Linked DNA regions of Mus musculus: region 1 is linked to region 2. The links are chromatin loops, found by intact Hi-C in ENCODE. Cell type or tissue: heart. All regions are shown on one strand.

Region 1 (5,000 bases), 220 kb before region 2:
GCTTTTATGTTAGGAAGTCACTTTCAAACCAGGTGTGGTAGGAATGCAAGCACAAAGACCGTAGTCAGACTGTCCTTGGCACAAGGACACGTAGGCAGTCAAAAGTTGAGCAGTGGGCACATGAAGCCATCTATACACACACATACAAAACAAAACTAAACAAACGAACAAAAACCTTAAATGCTAGGCTGTGTGTAGTTTTCTCTTACTTTTTCTTTCTCTTTAAGCAAAAGAAAAGATGCCAGGTAGAGCTGGTGCATGCCTTTAATCCCAGCACTCAGGAGGCAGAGGAAGGCTGATATTTGTGAGTTTGAGGCCAGCTTGGTCTACATAGTGAGTTCCAGGACAGCCAGGGCGACACATACCCTGTTTCAACAAACAAAACAAAAATGCTGATACTGAGTCATTTAAAATGTATACATTTCCCCATCTCTTCTCACCTGTAAATCTCTGAAAAGATGTCAGGGGGGTTAACAGAAGTTGATTTGGTGTGACCAAAAATATCTGAGGGGCTAGTAGGTTAATTTTTAGAAAAATATTTACTTACTTTATGTATGTGAGTGCTCTATCTGCATATACACCTGCGTCAGATTATATTACAGATGGTTGCGAATTGAACTCAGGACCTCTGGAAGAACAACCAATGCTGCTTTTTCTCCAGCCACCTGGTTTGTTTTCCTTTCTTTTCGTCTCTTTCCTTCCTTTTTTTTTTCTTTTTTCTTTTTTTGATATTGGGTTTCTCTTTGTAGCCCTGGCTGTCCTAGAACTCACTCTAAAGACCAGGCTGGCCTCAACTCACAGAGATGCCACGTGCCTCTGACTCCTGAGTGTTGGGATTAAACATGTGTGCAGATTTGAGGATTCTAGGCAGACTCTGTACCACTGAAACATGTCCTCAACTCCAATTTCCGTTTTATTATACTTCCTGTTGTGCCTTTGAATGCTGCACTATGTGCATATATTACCTAAGCTAAATAACTAAAACCATAAAATGCTCCTGTAATTATTTGGACAGACTCTTTTCTTAAAGCACGTTTGAACTTACTGGACGGGTCTGAGCACCATCTTTCATCCCGGTCTCAGCCCTTGCCTCTAGCCCTGGTCCCCATTATCTGTCCCAGTCTACGTGTGGCCGAGAGACAAATCTGAGCCATTATCGTATATTCTCTCCACTGTGAGAGATGAGAGTCAATTTCCCTCCTGATGGTCTAGGTCGAACGTAACCAAGCCTCCTGCTTGTCAGAACTCTTGCCGAGTTCAAGAGCCTGGGCTTTGAAGTGACAAGACCATGTGGGCTTGAACCCTGCCTGTTTTGGGGAGCTTTAACCTGGAGAAGACTGTTTCTCCATTTGTACAATGAGCACAATGGTGGCACCTGGGTACCAGTGTTAGGTACCTAATAAAATGAGCACTGAGTGAGGCGGGGGAGAGGGCTCGTTGGGAACATGCTTACAATACAAAAGCATGAGACCTCAGTTCAAACAGACAGAACCTACCTCAATCTGGGCATCGTGGCATCTGCTGTCTGTAACGGTACCTGTGATCGCAGTGTGCCTACAGTGAGACAGAAGCATCCCTGGATGCTTATGGGCCAGGGAGCCGGCAATGCTCCGAAGGGAACAAAGAAGCCCTGTCTCAACGAGGTGGGAGGAAAGGACAGACAGCTGCAGTTGTCCTCTGATTTCTACATACATGCCATGGCATGCACACACAAGCAAACGCACACACACACCCTCTCATGCACATTGTAAAAATAAAAAAAAAAAACCCGTGAACTGTGATTAGTAATAAATAATTCGCTTTAATAACTTTTCTATGTATTGCAGTTAATACGAACACATATTTATTGTCTTTCTTGTACAGGCTCTTTATGTATCAGGGACCTTGTTAACTTTACCTAAGTCACAAGCTGGTGAGATGGCTCAGTAGGTAAGGGCACTGGCTGCCAATCCTGACCACCTCAGTTTGCTCCCTTGGAAGGAGACAGCCAACTGCTATGTATGGGTTGTCCTCTGACTTCCATCCACTCCCTCATACACTTTCAGAAATATAGGTTAAAATCTTTATATATATGCATATATAAAATCTGTAATCCCAGCTCTTGGGAGGTTGAAGCAGCCTGGTCTACATAGGAAGTATAACCTGTTCTACAGCATAAGAATTCTCTCAAAAACCCTCCAGATGGGCTGGGTATGATGGCAAATACCTTTGATCCCAGTACATGGGAGGTAGACGTTGAGTACATCTCTGTGAGTTGGAGGCCAGCCTAGTCTACAAAGAGAGCTCCAGGCAAATTAGGACTTCACTGTGAGACTCTATCTCAAACAGAAAACCACAAACAGACAGATATGGCACGCCCTCTGGTGCATAGTAGCTGTTCACTAAACATGCATCCGCACTCTGGTGCATAGCAGGCGTTCACTAAACATGCATCCGCACTCTGGTGCATAGTAGGCGTTCACTAAACATGCATCCGCACTCTGGTGCATAGTAGGCGTTCACTAAACATGCATCCGCACTCTGGTGCATAGTAGGCGTTCACTAAACATGCATCCGCACTCTGGTGCATAGTAGGCGTTCACTAAACATGCATCCGCACTCTGGTGCATAGTAGGCGTTCACTAAACATGCATCCGCACTCTGGTGCATAGTAGGCGTTCACTAAACATGCATCCGCACTCTGGTGCATAGTAGGTGTTCACTAAACATGCATCTGCACTCTGGTGCATAGTAGGTGTTCACTAAACATGCATCCGCTGAATCCCCTCTTAGTTCTCAAATTCCCAGTTCATTCTTTTTTTTTTTTAATTATTATTTATTTATTTATTTTGGTTTTTCGAGACAGGGTTTCTCTGTATAGCCCTGGCTGTCTTGGAACTCACTCTGTAGACCAGGCTGGCCTCGAACTCAGAAATCCGCCTGCCTCTGCCTCCCTAGTGCTGGGATTAAAGGCGTGCACCACCACGCCCGGCTCCAGTTCATTCTTTTATTCAACATATATTCAGTGAGTCTCCGCTGGGTACTAGTCTATATATGATGGATATTAATGATAAAGCTTTTCGTCAAAGCAACAAAACTCCCGCCTATCTTTGAGCTAAGGGTAAAATGGTTCTGTATTTGAACTCTAACATGACCTAGCAATTCTCCCCACCTGTACCCCAAGTCAGCGCTTCTTTGTGGAAGAGCTCTGGTTGTCCTGGAACTTACTCTGTACACCTGGCTGGCCTCAAACCCAGAGATTCACCTGTCTCTGCCTTCTGAGTGCTGTCATTAAAGGTGTGTGCCACCATAGGCCAGTAGCAGCCTTGTTTTAATATATATACATATATATATTTAGATTTTGTTTTTATCTATGCTTGAGTGTGTGTGTGCTGTGTGGGTGGGTGCCCAAAGAGGTCAAATAGGGTGTCAGACCCCCTGGAGCTGGTATTAGACAGTTGTGAGTAGCTTGTAGGTGCTGGCACATGAATGTAGGTCTTCTAGAGAGGGGTAAGCAGATTCTCTTTTTTTTTGTTTTTCTAGACAGGGTTTCTCTGTGTAGCCCTGGCTGTCCTGGAACTCACTCTGTAGACCAGGCTGGCCTCGTACTCAGAAATCCACCTGCCTCTGCCTCCCAAGTGCTGGGATTAAAGGCATGCACCACCATGCCTGACGGTAAACAGATTCTTATTGCTGGGCTATCTCAACCTAGCGTGAGTTCTTAGAACATGTTATAACTTAGATTACAGGGCTGGAGAGACGGTCAAGACATGTACTGCTCTTGCAGGACCACCCAGGTTCAATCCCTAGCACCCACATGGCGGTGGTAGGGTCACAACTGCCTATAATTCCAGTTCCAGGGGATCTGACACCCTCTACTAGCCTCTAAGGGCACCCACACACGTGGTGCACAAGATATGCTCAGGCACACGCAATATTTACTGTATGTATGTTCACAAGTGTCATTGTTTGAGAATGAAGATCAGGGTGGAAACTGTGGGAGTTGGCATTGGTTTTCTCCCTCCATCATGTAGGTTCTAGGCATTGAACTCGGGTCTTCAAGCTTGGGGGAAGCACCCTTACCTGCTGAGCCATTTTGCAAGCCAAGACTTCTTTCTCTTTTTCTTTGAGACAGGGTCTCATTATGTAGACCATGCTGGCCTTGAACTCAGAAATCTACTTACCTCTGCTTCCCAAGTGCTGGGATTAATAGTCAACCACCATGCCAGGGCAATGGAATTTCTTAGTTTCTCACTTACTGCGTGCCAGAGTTTTTTCTAATGTTTATATGAGGAACATAAATGTTTTTTTTAGATTGAGGTTCCTCAAAGTAGATTCAAACTCCTGGATCAAGCAATTCTCGCCCTTAAACCTCCTGCATAACTGGACTTAAAGGAGTGTCACCAAGCCTCGTGGTACTTTTGACCTAGTACCACGTCTCACGGGCTATACAAGCCTAGGTCTACTTTATCCCAGGGCTATTCGCTTGATGTCTCAGAATGCTCCAATTGCACAAGAGCTTGAGCTCTCTATGTCTGGCATTTCCTTAAACCACATCTGCAGGGATGGGTTCTAGAAGGTTCTCACCTACACACAGCTTTCTTGAAGTGAGACTCTTTTGTGGGAGCGGGACCCCACTCCTCGGTGATGGCCACACTGGGAAGCACAGAGAAACACACAGGCTTGTTTCCTCCCAGGCTCCGCTCTACACCGGGAGTTTTGAGACTGGGTTTCCTCTTTTTTTTTTTTTTTTTTAAAGTTGGTAGCAACATAGCTGCTGCTACAGTTTCCAGAGGCTCCAACGCCGGGAGCTTCCTCTCCCTGGGGATATCTAAAAGGCACTTCCGTTCCCCATTGCCCTTTCTCTACGCTCAACCCGTGGGTACCTGGGGGCACAAGTGCCTTAATCTAAGTCTGCACTATCAAACAATCGGAAAAACAGCTCAGATACCAGCGCTCAGCCGCGCCGATCCTGATAAGAGTCCTAGAAAGCTCCGCGCCCTCGGCCCTTCTCAATATGG
Region 2 (5,000 bases):
ATGTCCCCCATCCTCCCCAGTACAGACCTGATGTCTATGCTGAACTCTCATGGACCAAATGGATTCCAATTCAAGACTCAGCTTCTCTATAGCGCCCTCTACCGGCCAGACTAAACTTCTGTAGACCTCTGGGTACGAGCCCATGCTTGCTCCCAGATCCGCAGCATAATAACCCCCTAGGTTTATAGAATTCCTTTCTTCCACGGAGCTCAAAGCGCTTTCCCATCTGTGATCTCCCTGGACTGGGACCAGCTGCAAGAGTGTGGGAGGGCCATCATTCATGTCCCCATTTTACAGAGACAAACTGAGGCCTGAAAAGAGAAAAGGCGAGCCTTAGCGTGTGCAGCCGGAGGGTCTTCCAGGTGTGTTTCCCCAGTCCCCCCCACCCCCCCCCCCCGGTTCCTGACGACCACACCGAGGCCCAGCAGGGACAGACTTGTCCGAATAAGTCTTGGGCTAGAACCCATTGTCCTAAATACCATCGGGGGCTTTCCCACGACAATTTGAGCTTTGCCTGCAGACATGGACCAAGGGCTTGGCTAGTTCATCAAACATCACAGGTCTCTGCTAACCTGTATAGACAAGGTGTCCCTCCCTCCCCAGGACAACTGGGGGATGGTTCTTGAGTGGCTGGAAACCACATGAGGAGGAGCGGAAGGGCAGATCCCACTGGCCGTGACTTCTGATCTGGGTTTCAGCTTGGACATCTTCCCATAGTGTCCTGTGAGCTCCCAGAGAAGAGAGTCCCCGTCCATCTATCTAGTTCCCATTCAACTCCCGAAGAGCAGACGCTAGCAGGACTCTCCGCCAGCCTGGTATGATCAGCAGCTGCTGAGGAGAATCCAGACCCAGCCTGACTTTCAGAGAGGACGAGCTATTGTGTTTTTAACATCTCCTGCTCAGGCACCTGGGGTGGGGATGGGGGGAGGGGGATGAGAAAAAAAAAATCAGCCAGTCTGAGCCACAATCTCAATTCCCACCCCTCTGCTATGCCCCTCCTGGTGCTTCTGAGCCTGGTATCCCCTCGGCCAGATACTGGCAAACATTTCCATTCTCAGCTTTGAGGGTTGCCGCGTCTGCCACACCTCCACTATTATAAAGCACAACAGCTATAGAAAATAGGTGTATGAATAAGCGTGAATGTGTTTAAATAAAACTTTATTTATAGAAACAGGCTGTGAGCCGTTGTTTACTAACACCGGCTTTCCATCTCCAGGACTGCTGGCTCCCTCCCGCCTGTACCCTCTCTTCCACATCCCGTTGTGTGGGTGGTGAGCATCTTACAGGAAGTTTGGAGAATGAAGATAAAGGTGAAGGGGCAGGATGCAAGGCACAGGCATGCATGGTGTGGCCTGGTGGAGGGAGCGGGGTGGGGTGGGGTGGGGGTGGGAATGGGGGTCGGGGTGGGAGTGTGTACGGCTTGCATAAATATCCAGAGATGGAATAGAGAGAGCAGTGCTGGTCCCAGGAGTGTCTGGGTTTGGAGTCATCTCACAGGTTATGACAAAGGGGAACTGGGCTGAGGTATCACTGAGTGGTGTGTGTTTCTAACGTGACCATGGCGTGGGCTCACCTCTTGGGCTACTGGAGGGTTCAATGGGCTGATGCCATCATCCGGGGCACCATGCTGATATTAACCCAAATGCCTGAATTGTCACCAAGGTCCCATCTGGCCCAGCAGAGCTCCTTAATGGTAAGGACTATCCTCACGACCAGGTGTCATGGCACTTGTGAGCTTCTAGGCTGGCTAACCTCATATCAATGTCCCCAGTGCTCAGGACAGGGTCCAGCAGTCAGCTCCTGAGGGGTTTCTGCTGGCCCTCTGCCATACTGGGAACCTCTTGTTCTGCTTAGCCTACCCGGATATGTGAGGATTCTGACATCAGACTCTCACTGGAAGTCCCCTGCCCCTGAGTAGCTGAGTGTGGCTTTCTGAGGTCATGACTTTTCCAGGCTCCTCCTCTAGCCCCTGGGCCGCCCAGCCAGGTAGGTCTCCAAAAGGTGGACCTAGCCACATGCAGCCACCCCACCCCCACCCCGTGTGCGCACTGCATCCTGGGGTCTCTTGGTTCTCAGTCTCCACATCTGCACAGTGGGCTCAGGGCTATGCAGATCTCAGACCGAAGGGGACGTATTCTATATAGAGATGTTTTGTTAGAACAGGGTCCCCTTCTGCGGGGAGGGATGCAGCCTTAGAGTTGTGGCTCAGGAGAGTTGACACATGCAGACAATCGTGGTAAACCTCGGGGCCAGTGACCAGAGGCTGGGACAATGTTTCAGTCCCTCCCCGTCACAGGGTACCAAGTTCAGATCACAGTGTGCACAACCTTGAGCCCTGGCTGGGTCACTGTTGCCAGCGTGGTACTTTCTGTGTCAATTGGCCAAGGGCAAAAAGCAACCTGAAAAGGATTTAGAATGATGCCGTCTCAGGCTGCCCCCTGGTGGTCACTTGTTGTATGACATGTACAGCTCAAGACAACTTAGTCCTTGGTTCCGGCAGGGGCTCCTCTGCCTGCAGAGATCTTTAGAACTAGAGTTACAACACCAATTTCTGGTCTCTGAGAAAGGGGTCCTGTTGGGAAGCAGCCACCATTGACTAGGCCTACACTAGGCATTTAAGAAATGAACTTAATAGCCCTCTTTACTCCACAGTACTATTTACTCCCTGAAGTATTTACTCTCTCTTGCTGCCATCCCAGGGCTGAGCATGGACAGTGGCTATCACTGCCTCGATCAGAGATCCCTCAGGACTCTGCCTCCCCCATCAGACTGAGCGTGTGCATGCCCATCCCCCCATCCTAGTTCACCTGTTGTTCTGGGGTCAGGGAGACGTCTGACCTATGAGTCCAGTTGGGAGCCCCAATCCAGGCAAGAATGGACATATTCCAAGGGCGGCAGGCACATTGCCTTATTTCTAGATCTTTCTGGAAGGGCTTCAAGCTCTGATTGCTGGAACCCACCCAAGATTTTTGCCTTCTCTTCAATCTCCTGGGTCTCTCCTCCCTCCCACCCCCAGGACAACTGGCCACTGGCAGACTCCTCTCTCTCTCTCTCTCTCTCTCTCTCTCTCTCTCTCTCTCTCTCTCTCTCTCTCTCTCTCTCTCTCTCTCTCTCTCTGCCCTTCTGAGTCTCATATATTCTTGGGCAGCTGGCTCCACCCTCATTGCTCCCAGAATATGCCTCCCAAGCCCCAGACTAGGCCAGGTCCTTTCTCCATTTCACAAGGGCTTCACCTGCCCTATGTGGTTCCAAGTGGACCCTGATCACTGCTTGAGAAACCTCAGCATTGAATTCCTCCACTGACATTGTAGGCTCTAGTGTGCAGGGTGGAGTCTCTACACCATACAGCCCTTGCTGGACACACCAGGGCTCAGCAAGTGCCCGCTGGTGAGGGGCAGCCCGACGGTGTCTCGGCCATGATCCATCTTCTAGACCTGACACCTGGGACCGTCACCACCTATTAACTGAGCACCTACTAAGGGTCCTCCCAGCTACCAGACGGACGCCCACTCAGTTCTGCCAGGCCCTCTTCTGTTCCTGTTATCAGGTTTTGCCTCTCTTGGAGAGACTCCTCGCAAGGTCTCATGGCAAACTCCAGTATGATTCCACCACAGTCCGCCCCGGGGAGCCAATGAATTTATTGAGCTTGCTTACAGAGTGTGGGTGAGGAGTTACCTGCAGGAGACCGAGGGGGGAGGGTCCCAAAGTATACAGCAGCTACTTCATCCAGGACTGATGACGGCTTCTCCATAGCCATATGGATGCAACCCCCTTCAATCGACTTTCCCGAGTGTATATATTCTAGCCACCCCTGAGAGCAGAATTACACTCAGAGAGTTGAGAGGAGCGTCTGGAATCCCAGACAAGGATCCCATGGTCTTCCCATCCACTTGCTCGAGGGAGTATCAGTGGTCAGCAAGCCAATGGCCTCTTTCGAGCAGGGCACATACGAGCAGATGAGGATGGCTGCTATTGTGCTTAATAGAGAATCCTCTAGAATGTCCGGGGGGGGGGAGGGTCTACAACCTCAACCTCTCCTACTGCTCCCCTGGTGTCACATGTGCCCAGAGTGTCCCCAAGTGTATCCCTGTTTTCAATCCTCTGTGTACAGAGAGTCACCCACCAGTTCTAGCTGCCAGCACTCAACCCAACCTTCAATGTCTGGTTTCAGGATCACTGTAGACTTGCTATCCCCATGTCCCCTTGGCCCTTGGCAGGAGCTGTCACCTCGCAGGCTTTATTGGCAATAGGGGCAGCACTCTCCGTCCTGACCCTGAGCTCAGCTCACACATGGCTCTCTCCACCGTGTTCCCACTGACCCTGGGACTGCCAGGCAGGCACGGGTCTGATTCACCACTGGAATGACTCCTGCAGATTAATCTTTCTCCCATCCATCCCTGTAATGTCCCTTCTCCATGCTTCAATACCCACAGCAGGGCGGGCTCTCAGAGCTGCAGATGTCTGCCCATTGATGGACAGCCACTAGACGGGGCTCTGCCTGGGTTCTCAAGCTTGTGCCAGGAGAAAAGAACATGAGGGGTGACGGGCACCCCCAGGCACGGTGCTCCCAGGTTTCTTCCCCTCTCTCCCATGAGTGGGTGTGTCGGGAGGACACCCGAGGAGGTCAGAGGATGGTCACAGGGCAGATGGGCTGTGGGGTGAACTGGGAAAGGACAGACCGTTGTCCCGGGGAGGGCAGCCACACATCTTGGACCTGTCAGCACATCGTCTGCTTCAGCAGAATTCCAAGGATTGGGAAGGTGAATGTGGGAATGCAAGGAAGAGCCACCACCCGCCTTCCCCCAGTATGGCCTGGTCTCTCAGGACGGTACCAGTGCTGTAGAGTGACAAGATAGAATCAGCGGGAGGCTAAACAGTGTAAATACATGGGATGGGCAGAAGCACCCACCCCATCCCCGACCTGTGTCCCTGAGTTGGCCACACGGGGAACACAGATGACCCTTCTGCTCATTCAATGCACATTTCCCCATCCCAGGCAC

The links. A loop is a pair of places that touch in the nucleus more often than their neighbours do. Peaks named below come from ENCODE experiments on the same cell type or tissue, not always from the same donor. Only the 100,000 strongest peaks of a DNase experiment are listed, where the experiment ranks them.
Region 1: a loop joins it to region 2, with 15 times the contacts of the local background. A loop is called at or near these places in 18 of 42 quality-filtered maps.

What each region holds. Positions count from the first base shown.
Region 1 is chr4:141,142,827-141,147,826 of GRCm38, forward strand. No RefSeq gene overlaps it. Among named protein-coding and RNA genes, the nearest start is that of Fbxo42, 2.6 kb to the right of the region's middle. In heart, no CTCF peak of the experiment used is centred here; no DNase peak of the experiment used is centred here; H3K4me3 peaks cover 762 bases; H3K27ac peaks cover 884 bases.
Region 2 is chr4:141,360,949-141,365,948 of GRCm38, forward strand. No RefSeq gene overlaps it. Among named protein-coding and RNA genes, the nearest start is that of Fam131c, 4.7 kb to the right of the region's middle. In heart, CTCF peaks have their summits at 106 (motif pointing left) and 2,442 (motif pointing left); DNase peaks (open chromatin) are centred at 1,863 and 2,363; H3K27ac peaks cover 1,307 bases; H3K27me3 peaks cover 2,031 bases.